Regions from separate parts of the Mus musculus genome. Here region 2 is linked to region 1. Evidence: chromatin loops called from intact Hi-C (ENCODE). Cell type or tissue: left cerebral cortex. All regions are shown on one strand. Each heading gives the region's core, and the rest is flanking DNA. Links, peaks and the distances in the headings are about the cores only. Region 1 has its middle 99 kb from the start of Gm7969. Region 2 overlaps Mtrr (5-methyltetrahydrofolate-homocysteine methyltransferase reductase).

Region 1 (8,337 bases), core at 215-8,214:
GACAACCATTCTCATGCCTTCAGTCTCTGCCCATGCTCTAGGGAAAGCAGTCAACCAGTCTTTTAGGTCTGGAACCTCCGTTTGCTTGATGCCTTCATGCAATCTGTATTCTTCCTCAAGCTGCAGGGCTAAAACTACGGAGGTGGGAGATTCCCAACTTACTCTCGGCCCTTGTTGGGTAAATCTAATCTGGGCCTTTAATTTAGGCAGAAGATGTCTTCCTAGATGCCGTGTGGGACACTCAGGAATGACCAAGAAGGAATGACTCACTTGGCCTTCCCCCAGATCTACAGTGCGTTCAGTGGTCCAGGGGTATTGTTTCTGACCAGTGGCTCCAATCACTGTGGTTCTTTTACTTTTTAATTTTCCCAGTGGATGTTTCAACACAGAATGCTCTGCCCCTGTGTCAATTAAAAAGTCCATGGGATCCCCCCCACCATCAGGGTTACCCTAGGCTCAGGGAAGGGGTCCAAGCCCCATCTCCCCTATTCATCATCTTTCAGATTCAGGACCTTAGGGGCCCTTCCCTTCTTCTTTGGGCATTCGCGTGCCCAATGTCCTTTTTCCTTGCAATAGGCACATTGGTACTTCTCTAAAATCTTCTGGACAGATCTTCTTCCTTCAGGTCTGGGTTCCTTGTTGCCCAGGTACCCTATCTGTCTATTCTCTGGCCTGTTCCTTCCTTCATGCTCCCCTAGTACTGCGGCCAAAATCCTGCTTAAATTCCTCTCCTGTCTTCTTTTCCTCTTATTCTCCCTCTCTTGTGATACACCTTTTCTATCTCCCTGACTAAATCTTGTAAAGCCATGGCATGTAATCTTTAAAAGCCATAGCAACCGCGGCTTGTTGACCCTCAGAATTTGGGTTAAAAGGAGTATAGTATCTATAAGCTTCTATCAATCTTTCTAGAAAAACAGACAGGGGCTCTGTAGGGCCCTGCATTACTTCTCTTACCTGAGGAAAATTGGTGTGGCGTCTCATAGCTCCCTTTAGACTAGAGCCCAGCTGGTAACCTGGCAACCTCTCCCTACCTTGAGCCGTCTTGTAGTTCTAATCTGGCTGGTCCAGAGGGAACACAGCGTTCCAATTATACAGATCAGCTGATTACAAAAGACTAATATTGGAGGGTCTGTAGAGACTGAGGGTCTGTGGGCAGGTAACCTGGAGCTCTCAAAGTAAAAGGAAGAAGTGGTGTCAGGAGCTCTATCTGCTGGGGGACTCTGGGTTTGTTGGCTCTGGGTCCCAGCCATCAGTCCTTGATCCACCAACTGCCACCAGCAATCCCAGAGCCAGGAGCAAGGACCTGTGGAGGCAGAAAATAGGGCAGAGGGGGAGGGGACTCTGGCCACTCAGGAGGCCCTTCAATTTTAGAATAGATCTTGGGGGGACCTGTGGGTTTAAGAGGACGCTCTGTTTCAGGCGGAGCCTATGGTTTCAGTTCTGTTCAGGCTTAGGGCTGCACTTTGCCAGGAAAGTGGAAGCAGCTGGAGAAGGAGCCCCATGCCTTCTCATCACCAGGCCAAAAAGTGTGCTGGTCCAGGCAGGGTCCTCACAGCCACTGCCCCTTACTGCTTCTTACTGCTTCTTAGGGCAGAAAGAGAGGGCACTGTGTTGACCCACCCGCGCACATGGGAGCAGCGGGGAGGAGGGCTCTGAGATGCACAGGGAAACTATGGTTTGATTTATGACAGTGAATTCTGGACGAGGTAAGGCTGTTGATCCCGGTGGGACCCAGGTCCTCTCTGAAAAACAATGGCTTTAACTTCAAAGATAAGAGTCAAACCAAAAGTCCCCTCCAGTGAACATTTTAAATGAACAGTTGGCCATTCGGAGGCACAAAATGTCTGCCATGGTCCCTTCTTAATTTCTAATTAAAGATTATGGGCCCTTGATCTAACTTCAGTGCAGTGGTCTAAAGTCAAACTTAGGGGTGGCGTTACAATCTGCCCCATCATTTACACCATGTAAAACACGAAACAAACACAGAAAACACACATAAACACACTGACAGATGCCAGTTTTCTAATGGTCAGACAAAACCAACTCAGAAATGCAGAAGGTCGGGAAAGTGCACTCCCCGCTTCAGAAGGACTCCTGGAGTCCTTCCCCTCACGCAGGGGGTCCCGCACAGCAGCCCTTGATTCCAGCACATCTACTGTTCACACTCAGTGCCTTACTCCAAGGAAAAGGTCTCCATTTCTCAAGAAATGTTGCGGCTGCAAATTTCAGAACTGAACCTCGCTGGGTCACAGAAATATTTTTAGACAAAAAATTTCACCACCAAGTGGGTCTTCAGAGAAGTGGGTGGTCACACCAATCCCAGGAGGAGCCCCCAAATGAAAGACTCCGGGAGTCTATTCTCAAAAATGGGTATAGGAGGGAAACAAGGAAAGAGTCTGGTGCAGGTGTAGCAACTCAGGATTGGCCCAGCTGTGGTTGCTGGGGAGATTTTTCTACTCTTTCCCAGCAACCAATATCACAAACACCTGACAGTGAGGTGCAGCAGTGGGCACACACCTGGGTTCAAGGAACGGTCAAAACATTGGCAGACACACGGGTTCAAGGAGTGGCCACAGCATTGTGCACCTCTATATTTCTAAATCATTGAAGCTACTTCTGCTAACAATGAAATCTGTTTTGCCAATTTCAGGGCTTCTGTGACCTTTTACATTCTGTCAGGATCTTTCAAATCCACCTCACACCAGTCAGAATGGCTAAAAGAAAAAAACGTGACAGCAAATGCAGACCGTGCTGTAAAGAATAACGAACCGTCCCGGAGGATGGGTACAATCACCATACTCGGCCCGCCACCACACAAATATGCCTGTTTGGATGTGTCACCCTTATGCAAAATGGGGACAGAGATTCTACAAATGAAAAAAATCTATATATTAACTTGTAGGCCATCTCAGCTCTCCATTCTTCCTGCACTTTGAAAACCATGAAGAGGTAAACTCTGCCAAAGGAGAAGATGCTCCTACTGTTGAGGAAGAGGTGCCCAGCTAAACATCTCACAGGTGAATATTGGATATTTCTTACATTCACAGTAAGAGATCTTGACGACACTACTATCATCCTATGAGATGGTCTGCCACTTATGTGCCCATGCCCATTGAACCTCCTCAGTGACTATCAAGACAAACAATGAAGATGTGTAAGGGAGCCGATGAAAGAACAAAACCCGGAAATACAGAGACAGCTCATGGAGCAAAGATATGCACCTGTGGAAGAATAACTGCCTTAGAGAGAGAAGAAAAAACAAGGCATCATAAAACAAAAACAAAATGCTTAGGGCCAAAAGAAATAATTTTGGAAAAAAAACAAAGCATAATTTCAAAAAAAAATCAAAAAGGGAAACTACCATAATGAGACTCAGTCTAGTGCTCTTAAAACCACAAAATTCTTAAAAGTTTGGTTATAGTGTTGATGGGGATAAATTACTGTAAATGATAACTTTGTTATGTCATGGTTTATCAATGATAACTGAACTTATGACTTAAGAGGAAGTTAAAACTCATGTCCTGGGTTAAAAGTATATGGTTTATGTTTTAAAACAATATGAATTTATCCCTGCTATAGTGGCTAGTTTTGTGTGTCAACTTGACACAATGTGGGAGCATCACAGTAAAAGAGCCTCCCTTGAGGAAATGCCTCCATGAAATCCAACTGTAAGGCATTTTCTCAATTAGTGATTGAGGAGGGTGGTCAAGGAGACCCTTCTCCTAGCTGCCCTTCTGTTTGCCTTCAGAACTTTCAGCTCCTCCTGCATCATGCCTGTCTGGATGCTGCCGAGCTTCTGCCATGATGATAATGGATTGAACCTCTGAACCTGTAAGCCAGATCAATTAAACATTGTCCTTTATAAGAGTTGCCCTGGTCATGATGTATGTTCACAGCAGTAAAACCCAGACTCAATTAAACATTGTCCTTTACAAGAGTTGCCTTGGTCATGCAGCAGTAAAACTCTAACTGAGACACCTATTAGGTTCTGTAGAAATAAAGAAGTACTCTGACTACTAGTCAGTCAAGTTGTACGGTTTCTCCCAAACACCTTCCCCCAGCTCCCAACCCTCAAGCCACCCTGTATCTGACTACATATCTCCTCTGTGCACTATGGCCATCGTAGGAGCTTTTACCTGGCAGCTTTTGTTAACTCTGATTTTGGTGTCAAATCCACGGAGCCATCTCCTAACCCAACATGAAAAGGCAGACATAACTGGAAGAATTGCTAATGTGTAGGGGTGGATGGTACCGGCAGAACACAGAAGGCAGCAAACATCCTCTGAATCAATCGCCTGACATGCCGTTTCATATTTCATATGTCCAGTCTTGGTGTGTCACGGAGGACACTGGATGCAGAAGATACTCTTCGGGAATTCTGCATCCTCCATTATAGGCACAAAACCAATAGCAGCTATTTTGTTGGAGATGGTATCCTAAACCCTTAAACCTTTATTTGGCTACCTTAGTCAACTCTACCACCCTCAGGCAAGTGATATATCCATATACTCATGAAAAAGCTGAGACACAGAGAAACTAAGCAGCTTACCTGGGCCACTAGGTGAACAGCAGTTACAGGCTAGCTTGCTTCTATGACTTTTGCCCAGCCCATCCTACCCATCCTTTGTAGAGACTTAGCAAGCACTTGAGAGCCTCAAGCTGTTAGCTGCGTTATATAGATGACCTCATACAATTCCCATAGCAGTGTTGGAATGGTGACATTGTTATCTCCAGCTCATAGAAGAATAAATTCAGGTTATTGGGTTGAATAGTTGGTCCCGTTTAAGCTGACCCTGAGTGTAAACCTGAAGCCTGATCCATTCTTTCATCCTAGGGAACACAAAATGTCTGCTTTCAAAATTGGTACTTCAAGGGACCAGTGGTGAAAAATAAGAAACACTCCAGCTCATACCGGCATTGTGGAAAGCGACCTTATATTACCAAAATCTTTTGTGTGTATGTGCTGGGGGTTGGGGGGAAAAGGCACAATGGAAAACGATGCAAAAGTTGTCCCATGCTGCCATCTATTGGTCTTTGTATGAAGTGCACCCTTGCTCCCAATTTCGTTGGCCTTGAAGACAGTCAGTTGGAAGGTGAGACAAAGCTGGACGCTAGACATCTATTTAATCCTCACTTACTGCATTCGCCCTATTTATGATCTAGGCATCCAAGGTGATACACCACAGTTCCTCAGGCAACGTTAAGCCAGAAGCGGCTCATCACAGGAGGTCTCTCCTTTCCCTCTGCCCAGATCCTTTTCTGTCAACACCAATAAGCCATTCTAGCAGTCCCCTGAGTCAGCTGCCTTTGTGGTCCATCTAGCTACGTTGTTACTGCCAATTAGTTACTATGGCGGCCTTGGCTGGGTCATTTATAGCATTAGCTGTGCTGCTGTCGAGCAGTGTGAGAGTCCAGGAGGATGACTGTTACATCATGGGACTGCTGCTGATACCACTGGCAGCAGGCATAGAGAAGCAGAGTAAGGAGAGCCAAGGATGTAACTATGTGCACCATACTGAACACTGCAGTATAGGGCCAAAGAGTGCCAGCTCCTCCCATCATCTCCCTCCTCCCGACTTCAATCTTTCCTATCTCTCCCTGAAAAATTCTGCCCTGGGTACATAACAGGCAGTCACGAGGAGAGAGGTTTAGATTGGTTTCTAGCATTCAGAGAGGCGTTTATATGGATTGGTGCACGCCCCCTACATAGGGGCGAAGGGGCGAAGAGACTTTCTTATGGGACACCTGTGTCACCGGGGGTGGGGGTGGGGGTGGGGGGCAGATTGCCAGTTGGCCATCAACAACGTTGTTGGAATCAGAGCAGAGAGTATATCTCTGGGACATCAGAGTGTGGCGATGTACCAGAGGCTGTACACACTAGCTCGTTCACTGCATGGCAAGACCATAAAAGATGTTCATAAACCTTGGGCATTTTCTGCTTTCTCATGGAGGCTGTGGTTGTGCTGCTCATTACCAGTGCATAAAGCTACTAGAACTGTGTTGTTCTTAATGAAGATGGATGAGGCAGTGAAGACAAACAAGCAAGGCTGGTCTATTTTAGCTGCCAGGATTTCCTTTGGACCTGGTAAAACATACTCTCCGCTGCGCTGATGGCGCATACTTCATGGCTGCATATGGAAGGTGTACATTGGTCTCCATACGCAGATGTACCTCACCAGTCAGACGAATGATCCCTGCAGGTGCCTGGAGAGGCTTCAACCAGCCGACATCTTCATTCCATCTTTGTGTCACACGACTAAAAATAGCTAAGATGAAGGACCTCAGTAGGAGCAGATTTTTTATACAGGGAGTGTTTTTTGTTTTTGTTTCTTTCCTTTAATTTCATGCACTGTGGTTCTTTGCTAGCAATAGGATTTTCTTCTGAGATTGGCTAAAAGCTGGGATGCAGACTCTTATGTTTTATAAGGTGGCGGCATGATGTGGTGGTAAGTGGATGGATCCATGCTGAGCACCACCTCACCTCTCCTCCCCTCCAAGGTATCAGCCATACAACAGGTCTAGTATAAAATGAAGTTTATTTATGATGTGATCTGGGGGTCTGTGGAAGGGAGTAGAGGTGAAGAAAGAAAAGGGACAGAGAAGGAGAGGAGAGGAGAGGAGAGGAGAGGAGAGGAAGAGGCCTGTGGACGGACTAGGCAACTGTTGGGCAGAGACTAGAGGAAATGCTAACACAGATCAAGCAGTTGGCTCTCATGGCAGAAATGACAGTTCTGTGCAAAATTTGATGGATTTCTCAATGAACAAGACAATGCATTTCCATGGTCTCTTTCTAAGCATCCTAAAGTGTTGTCCTAGAAGACATTTCTGCTTGCACCTGCAAGCTCTAAAGTAAGATCCATTCTGTCTTTCATACACCCAGGTTTGTGTGAACACCATGCCTAAAAGACCACGTGTCTGAGGGTGGTGGAGTTTCTATATGTCTATCTCATATCTCCACAGCCTATGTGGCCACTTGGGCATCGGGCTCTGTCAGAGCTGAGGTACAAGATAGTACTCCTTCCAAGTGTTCCTTCCAGACCCTGGAAGGGCTCCCACATTCTTGCTCAGACAAGGCATGTTGCCTGTGGCATGTCTGCAGCATTGATAGATTTTCACAGGACACGGAACGCAAGAACTGAAAAGCCCCAAGTCCTCATGTATTTGAACCACACAGAACATAGTCTCTATGAAACAGACCCAGATACAAACTTCTCAGCACAAAGGAGATTTAGGACCCCCACAGAGGCAAGCTGCAGGTAGGGGTGGCTGCAAAGCAGGGAGGCGGCAGCAGGAACAGCAGCAGTAAGGGCACAGCAAGTAAAGAAGCTAGATCAGGTGAGTCCAGGTAGCAAGAACAAGACGAGTAGATTTTTAAGGGGGAGAAGGGGAGTCTGTGGTGGGATGAATTGGGAAATCCTGATTGGACATACTAGCCAAATAATAAATTTTGTTTATCAGACTTTGGCATTTTGTCTTAGGAATGAGTCTGTGGCGAAGTAAGGGAATGGACCTTGGGGGCTAGCTTTAGGAATGTAATGTTTTGTAGCAAGGGCTCTAGAATGTAATGTTTTCTACCAAGGGCATGTTTGCCATCTATGGCCATTAGAGCCCCTTCAGATTGATACTAATCATCTACAGACCCTGGTTTTTCCTATTTCCAGTTTATGCAGCTGATTTTGAGAAGGGACACCTTGACCGGAGAAGGAGGATATTGCCTAGCACTGAGGCTCAGGATAAAACTGGAGCATCATCCTGGGGCCATCCACACCTGTACAGTGCATGCTTGGACCTGTGCTTCACATCAACATCTGGGTCACCACCATGTCATATACAAAATGACATATGACATAATCCTGTGACAAAGGGTAGGAACAGTTTGCTGCAGCTCTGACTCAGCACTCAGTACAAAAGAGCAGTATCGATGGTGCAGCCAGTGGTTGATTGGTTAATAAAAGGCTGGGGATCCTGTGATTTGGAGAGAGAGAGAGAGAGAGAGAGAGAGAGAGATCATCTTTCTGCCAAGGAAGATGTCAGTTGCCCACAGAGGTCTTGGGAACCTAAACTTTGTTTGAGCCCCTATTCAAAATGGAAGTTTTATTCAAAATGGCTTCAGTTTGATTTCTTCTTACAATAGTGGAATCATAAAAGTAGAAATTTTCTTTTGTTGAACATCATCAATGCATGTAAAAGAATAAAACTAGAGAAAAAAATAAATGTTAAAATTGAAGAAGTACTGGTTTCTTTTAAAATCACAGACAGATTATTAAATGATGGCAAGTGTGTGCTGTGCCTTAGTGAACTGCCTTTCAGCACTGTCTTTGATTGCACTTTCCACAT
Region 2 (8,337 bases), core at 167-8,166, 510 kb after region 1:
AAAGGCACACTGGACAACGAGGCAAAAGTTGTCCCAGGCTTCCATCTAGTGGTGTTTGTATGAAGTGCAACCTTGCTCCCAATTGCGCTGGCCTTGAAGCCAGTCCCTTGGAAGGTGAGACAAAGCTGGACGCTAGACATCTATTTAATCCTCACTTACTGCATTCGCCCTATTTATGATCTAGGCATCCAAGGTGATACACCACAGTTCCTCAGGCAACGTTAAGCCAGAAGCGGCTCATCACAGGAGGTCTCTCCTTTCCCTATGCCCAGATCCTTTTCTGTCAACACCAATAAGCCATTCTAGCAGTCCCCTGAGTCAGCTGCCTTTGTGGTCCATCTAGCTACTTTGTCACTGTCAATTAGTTACTATGATGGCCTCGGCTGGGTCATTTATAGCATTAGTTGTGCTGCTGTCGAGCAATGTGAGAGTCCAGGAGGATGAGTGTTTCAACATGGGACTGCTGCTGGTACCACTGGCAGCAGGCATAGATAAGCAGAGTAAGGAGAGCCAAGGATGTAACTATGTGCACCATACTGAACACTGCAGTATAGGGCCAAAGAATGCCAGCTCCTCCCATCATCTCTCTCCTCCAAACTTCAGTCTTTCCTATCTCTCCCTGAACAATTCTGCCCTGGGTACATAACAGGAAGTCACGAGGAGAGAGGTTCAGATTGGTTTCTAGCATTCAGAGAGGAGTTTATATGGATTGGTGCACGTCCGCTACATAGGGGCGAAGAGACTTTCTTATGGGACACCTGTGTCACCGGGGGACAGATTGCCTGTTGGCCATCAACAACGTTGTTGGAGTCAGAGCAGAGAGTATATCTCTGGAACATCAGAGTGTGGTGATGTACCAGAGGCTTGTACACACTGGCTCGTTCACTGCATGGCAAGACCATAAAAGATGTTCATAAACCTTGGGCATTTTCTGCTTTGTCATGGAGGCTGTGGTTGTGCCGCTCATTACCATTGCATAAAGTGTCCCGAAGATACTAGAACTGTGTTGTTCTTAATGAAGATGGATGAGGCAGTGAAGACAAACAAGCAAGGCTGGTCTATTTTAGCTGCCAGGATGTCCTTTGGTCCTGGTAAAACATACTCTCCACTGCGCTGATGGTGCATACTTTATGGCTGCGTATGGAAGGTGTACATTGGTCTCCATATGCAGATGTACCTCACCAGTCAGATGAATGATCCCTGCAGGTGCCTGGAGAGGCTTTAACCAGCCGACATCTTCATTCCATCTTTGTGTCACACGACTAAAAATAGCTAAGATGAAGGATCTCAGTAGGAGCAGAGTTTTTTAATACAGGGAGTGTTTTTTGTTTTTGTTTTTTCCTTTAATTTCATGCACTGTGGTTCTTTGCTAGCAATAAGATTTTCTTCTGAGATTGGCTAAAAGCTGGGATGCAGACTCTTATGTTTTATAAGGTGGCAGCGTGATGTGGTGGTAGGTGGATGGATCCATGCTGAGTGCCACCTCTCCTCCTCCCCAAGGTATCAGCCATACAACAGGTCTAGTATAAAATGAAGTTTATTTAGGATGTGGTATGGGGGTCTGGGGAAGGGAGTAGAGGTGAAGAAAGAAAAGGGACAGAGGAGAGGAGAGGAGAGGAGAGGAGAGGAGAGGAGAGGAGAGGAGAGGAGAGGAGAGGAGAGGAGAGGAGAGGAGAGGAGAGGAGAGGAGAGGAGGGGAGAGGAGAGAGCAGAGAAGAGGCCTGTGGAGGGACTAGGCAACTGTTGGGCAGAGCCTAGAGGAAATGCTACCACAGACCAAGCAGCTGGCTCTCATGGCAGAAATGGCAGTTCTGTGCAAAATTTGATGGATTTCTCAACGAACAAGACAATGCATTTCCATGTTCTCTTTCTAAGCATCCTAAAGTGTTGTCCTAGAAGACACCTGCAAGCTCTAAAGTAAGATCCATTCTGTCTTTCATACACCCAGGTTTGTGTCAACACCATGCCTAAAAGACCACGTGTCTGAGGGTGGTGGAGTTTCTGTATTCCTAACTCATATCTCCACAGCCTATGCAGCCACTTGCGCATCGGGCTCTGTCAGAGCAGAGGTACAGGATAGTGCTCCTTCCAAGTGTTCCTTCCAGACCCTGGAAGGGCTCCCACATTCTTGCTCAGACAAGGCATGTTGCCTGTGGCATGTCTGCAGCACTGATAGATTTTCACAGGACACGGAACGCAAGAACTGAAAAGCCCCAAGTCCTCATGTATTTGAACCACACAGAACTTAGTCTCTACGGAACAGACCCAGATACCAACTTCTCAGCACAAAGGAGATTTGGGACCCCCAGAGAGGCAAGCTGCAGGGAGGGGTGGCTGCAAAGCGGGGAGGCGGCAGCAGCAACAGCAGGAGTAAGGGCACAGCAAGTAAAGAAGCTAGATCAGGTGAGTTCAGGATGCAAGAGCAAAAGGAGTAGATTTTTAAGGGGGAGAAGGGGAGTCTGTGGTGGGATGAATTGGGAAATCCTGATTGGACATACTAGCCAAATAATAAATTTTGTTTATCAGACTTTGGCATTTTGTCTTAGGAATGAGTCTGTGGCGAAGTAAGGGAATGGACCTTGGGGGCTAGCTTTAGGAATGTAATGATTTGTAGCTAGGGCTCAGGAATGTAATTTTTTGTAGCAAGGGCAAGCTTCTCTTGGCCACATGGTCATGGTCCATCCTGCCTCACAGATGACCTTTCTCTCTCCATCTTTGTCACCTCTCCATATTCTCTCTGGAAACGCCTCACTCAATCACAAATCCCACCTTCCTCTCTCTCTCTCTCCCTATCTATCTTTTATCTATCTTCTATCTATTAATGTGAATGGTTATTTGGTTACAGGTATGTCTATGCACAATGGATGCACATGTTACCCACAGAGGTCAGAAGAGGGAATTGGAGCTCCTGGGACTGGAGAGCTTGTGAGCCTCCATGAGGGTGTTTAGAATCAAACCCCAGGTTCTCTGGAAGAACAAGCTGTGCTCCTAACCACTGAGCCATCACTCCAGCTCCAGAAGTTTCAGTGGTCACTAATCTTGTCTGACATAGCATGGGGACTATAAACCAGAGTGGAAACTGAAAGCAAGCATTTGTTGGTGTAAAGCACAGGTTTGTTATACATGGGGAAGACCAACTTTTGTCTTAGTTAGGGTTGTACTGCTGTGAATAGACACCATGACCAAGGCAAGTCTTATAAAAAACAACATTTAATTGGGGCTGGTTTACAGGTTCAGAGGTTCAGTCCATTATCATCAAGGTGGGAGCATGGGAATATCCAGGCAGGCATGGCACAGGCAGAGCTTAGAGTTCTACATCTTCATCCAAAGGCTGCTAGTGGAAGACTGACTTCCAGGCAACTAGGGTGAGGATGTTAAGACCACACCCACAGTGACACACCTACTCCGATCTGGTCACACCCATTCCAACAAGGCCACACCTCCAAATGGTGCCACTCCCTGGTCCAAGAATATACAAACCATAACAGGTTCCAAGAAATCCTACTTTATACCTTGACTGTGATTTATAGAAAAAATATATAATATGCACGAAACAAAACATACCAAAATGTATGAGACTGTAATTAAAAGGAGTAGTGGTTTCTATGTGTGTCTTGCTGAATGCCAGGGGCTGTCAAGTAATTTTTACAAATTAACTCATTTAGCATTACATATCAACCGTGAAGCAGTGTGGTGGTTTGTATATGAGAAGCCCAGGGAGTGGCACTATTAGGAGGTGTGGCCCTGTTGGAATAGGTGTGTCATTGTGGGTGTGGGCTTTAAGACCTTCATCCTAGCTGCCTGGAGACTAAGATTCTGCTAGCAGCCTTCAGATAAAGATATAGAACTCTCAGCTCGTCCTGTACCATGTCTGCCTGGATGCTGCCAAGCTCCTGCCTTGATGATAATGGACTGAAACTCTGAACCTGTAAGCCAGCCCAAATTAAATGGTGTCTTTACAAAAGTTGCCTTGGCTATGGTGTCTGTTCACAGCAGTAATATCCTAACTAAGGCAGGCAGATACACTCACTATTTAACAGCCTGGAACTCAATGAGGTTAAGCTACTTGTCCAAGGGTAGGAGCTGGGTATGAAAAGCAGGTCTTGAACGTGCAGCTTGGCATATTAGCCAAGCTTTTAACTGCTATGCTTAGAGAGCTCTCTGCCGTTTCACGTTCCTGACTTCAACCCTTCTGTAATTCCATTTACACCACAGTGCTTTTTAACTATATCCTGAAGCAGAATTGCTTCACCAACATCAAAAACCAGGGAAGGAAGCAGGGAAGAAGGGGGAAGCAAGCTCATGTGTTTATAAGTGGGAATACAGAAAACACTTAAATAGATGGGTAAAAGATAAAGCTATTGACAGATACTAGGCTGGTAAGTAGATGATAGATGACGATAGGTAGGCAAATAGATAACAGATAGATGACAGGCAGGTTGAAGGATGATAAGCAAACAGCTCACTCACAGTACACTGCGAGTCTAAAGATAATTTAGCTGTAAGAAGCACTGTGGTTATGGAACTTAAGGTCTAAATTTATTAGCATCGGCATTCTCAATATTTCAGTTTGTCCACTGAAGTGAGTGAGACAAGATTAAAAGGAAATGCAATCCTTTGGTGAGAGCAATTCTGAAATTTTTTTATTAAAGTTGAGTCATATTCAGTGAAACATTCCTGGAGCTAAGGACCAGGGTTTGCACTGGGGAAGATATTAAGCCAGGTGTGTCACATGGGGGTGAGGATGACACTGAGGCCAGGAAGTCCTAGGCTTAAAGCACGGGGGGAGGGGGTAGACACAGAAATGTAAAGTGAATGCCCCGAAATCCATTCAGGAAATCCAGGTTTTACTCTTATTTAAGGTTCTTTATGTTGCAAGTTATAAATTTATAGTCATAAGCAGGTATTCAAAAATCCAACCCTCCATTTGGCTGTAAGTTCCTTAAGGGGTTGGTAAGCCACACGTCTTAGTATTCCCATTGCTGTGAAGACACACCAAGACCGCAATAACTCATAAAAGACAAGATTTCATTGGGGCTGGCTTACAGTTTCAGGGACTTAGTCATGGCGGGTAGCATAGCAGTGTGCTGGCAGACATGATGCTGGAGAAGTTGCTATGCTACATTTTGATCCACATGCAGCAGGAGACTATATGCCACACTGGGCAGAGGTGGCTTGTGCATGGGAGACCTCAAAGCCTACCCCTACAGTGACACACTTCCCCCAGCAAGGCCACTCCTCCTAGTAGTACCACTCCTTATGGGCCTATGGGGACTGACTAATGACATTCAAACTATCACATCATGTTTATTTGTAACCTGCCTGGCACCAAATGTGAACAGTTTTTTCCTCAATTGTCAATTTTCCAGACAATTGGGAATACTAAGACGTGTGGCTTACCAACCCCTTAAGGAACTTACAGCCAAATGGAGGGTTGGATTTTTGAATACCTGCTTATGACTATAAATTTATGACTTGCAACATAAAGAACCTTAAATAAGAGTAAAACCTGGATTTCCTGAATGGATTTCGGGGCATTCATTTTACATTTCTGTGTCTACCCCCCTCCCCCCGTGCTTTAAGCCTAGGACTTCCTGGCCTCAGTGTCGTCCTCACCCCCATGTGACACACCTGGCTTAATATCTTCCCCAGTGCAAACCCTGGTCCTTAGCTCGAGGAATGTTTCACTGAATATGACTCAACTTTAACAAAAAAATTTCAAAATTGCTCTCACCAAAACAATGCCCTACAGTTCAATTACAGTTTGACTCTGATCAGAAATAATGTGGGGGCTGGAGAGGTGCCTCAGTGGTTAAGAGCACTGGCTGCTCTTCCAGAGGTCCTGAGTTCAATTCCCAGCAAACACACGATGGCTCACAGGGTCCTATCATTTTCTTATGTTTTGGTATGTTGCATTTTTCACAGAATGTATATTCATCTAAAATTTCATTTTAATATAAGAACATTAATTTAAGATCATTTTTCTAATTTCTTTTATGCATTTGTGGAATATGTGTTGACATCTTGCATGCTTCTAGCTGTGAACGTTTGCTTTAACTATTGTGAAACTTTACTAACTGCACACATATTAAGAAGTCATGTTCTCGCTCACTGATTCATAAATTCTAGGGAAAATATCTCTGGTAGGATTTTTCCCTTTGAGGCACCTTCTTTTACCCCAGCTAAATGTGACTTGTTTTGGTCTGCCTGATGTAGCCTTTTCATGACTCTCAGCAGTAATCTGGGATGCCTGGTGAACAATCTGCCACTTGAATTGCTTTTGATGATTACGTTTTATATAAAGACTGAAAACTAGGCCAGATTTGGTGGCACATACCTGCCATCCCATTGCTAGGGAGGCTGAGACTGGAGTATCACCAGAAGCTTAAGGCTCTTTCCATTCAGTCTCTGTTACAAGAGCCACAATAAACCTCTTGAATACAGTGTAAACAAACACCAAAGCCTGTGCTGGTGTCAGCACAGAGCTCAACGAGTCTCCAGGATGCACTGGACCCAGTTTGAGCTGAGATTGCAGGAGTAACAGGTTAGAAAGGTCCCTCACCAACGCCAGTGATAGCTGAAAAGTGGAAGCTGCATCCAACAGTTTACTGCATGCCTTACCCCTACCTAAACAAAAGCTAAGACAATCTAGCAAGACCTGGGGATGTGCTGACTGCTGACCTTTACAATAGCACTGTCTACAGACTCATACAGGTTCATACAAACAGCCCAATCCCAACTCCAGAAGGCTCTCACACGGGAACAAACTTCTTACAGGTGGGTTGTCTCCAGCCAGTTTGGAGTTTCCTTGTGCTCACACAGCAGGTTGATGGAAATTTCATCCCTCACTATTCATAGTTTTAATAAGGATCGGAGTGACTGCATTTCATTATCACCAACTGTGATAGGAGCCCAAATCGAAAGCATGGATGTCCTGTCAGAAACCTAGTCTTGATTGTTCTCAACAGCCACTAGTATTGCCTTTTGGATCTGTTGTCTGTGGTCATGTGTCAAGAGGGCAGGGGCAGGTCGGCACTTGTAACTGAGGAACACTGTTCTTTGTCCATGTGTTGCTCCAGTCTACTGTGGCTGATGCATACAACTTACAAATGTCGGGATTTGAGTGTTTTCCTAACCCCTATCTTATTTATTGCACATAATACATGTAATAGTGAGGAGAGAATATGCAAGATGGGAAGAGTAGAACAAAAAGCCACAAAGCCTCACCAAGCTTGATATTATATTACTCTTTCAAATCTTTAATTCTTATAATGACCTAGGAGTCTTGTGATGACTTTTCACCAGGTAGAGATGTGTTTTAAAGGTGGACTATAAAATGAGACCGTTACTATACACAACAGGGAGGGTTTATCATGCTTGTGAAGGCTATGTTACAGTTAGGTTTGCAGGGTCTACAACCTCACTGGAAAAAAACCCCTGGGCATGTCTTCGAGAGGTCCTCTACACTAGGCTGAAGTGGACACCCACACTACACATAGGCAGACCTGTTCCATGCATTAAAGTATTGGAGTGTGTGAAAAGGAGGAAGCCAGCGAGGCACTTTTCCTTTTCTTTTCCTTCCTGACTGGACGGGATGTAACCAGTCACCTCCTCCTTCTGCCACTATGATTTCCTCAGCACTGTGGACCCCACACCTGAACTGAGCTAAAATACCCTCTGTAAGTTGCTTTGTCCCAGTTTTTGTCTCAGCAACCACGCACACAATAGCACAGGATCCTTTTATATACTTTATTTTCATAACTTGCAAGAGAATTTGGTATTAGAAGTCTTAACTGGAGTTCTTTTTTTTTGTTTTTGGTTTTCGAGACAGGGTTTCTCTGTGTAGCCCTGGTTGTCCTCGAACTCACTCTGTAGACCAGGCTGGCCTCAAACTCAGAAATCCGCCTATCTCTGCCTGCCTCCCAAGTGCTGGGATTAAAGACGTGCGCCACCACGCCCGGCCTAACTGGCGTTCTTTAAGCTGAACTGAATCACAAAAGTATAGTCAGGTATTGGGAAAACCCAAGTCTGTTAGTGAGGAGCAGACATGAATGGAGTCCATGAGAAGGACAGGGCACACTACTGAGCTGTACACATGATACCTTTGTCAGGGGAATGCAAATGCCCCTAAGCTGTAAGATGGTGACACTGAAAGTTAACATGATGAAAATGGCAGAGTACTATATCAAATATATTTCAAAATATATTTCTAGTTGCATGAAAACCTTCATTTTGTAAGGATTACCTCAAAATTAAAATATTTTATCAGAAATATAATTTTGATAATAAAACCACAATTAAATAAAGACATGCAAAAGAATGCTTTGCATGTCTGTG

What was found. A loop is a pair of places that touch in the nucleus more often than their neighbours do. Peaks named below come from ENCODE experiments on the same cell type or tissue, not always from the same donor. Only the 100,000 strongest peaks of a DNase experiment are listed, where the experiment ranks them.
Region 2: it touches region 1 in a loop (34-fold over the local background); 2 of 42 quality-filtered maps call a loop at or near these places.

The regions. Positions count from the first base shown.
Region 1 is chr13:68,044,897-68,053,233 of GRCm38, forward strand. No RefSeq gene overlaps it. Among named protein-coding and RNA genes, the nearest start is that of Gm7969, 99 kb to the left of the region's middle. In left cerebral cortex, for the core only: a CTCF peak has its summit at 5,033 (motif pointing left); no DNase peak of the experiment used is centred there.
Region 2 is chr13:68,553,546-68,561,882 of GRCm38, forward strand. Mtrr (5-methyltetrahydrofolate-homocysteine methyltransferase reductase) reads right to left here. Exons shown (of 15, transcript NM_172480.3): 15 at 7,235-8,337. Among named protein-coding and RNA genes, the nearest start is that of Mtrr, 24 kb to the right of the region's middle. In left cerebral cortex, for the core only: no CTCF peak of the experiment used is centred there; no DNase peak of the experiment used is centred there.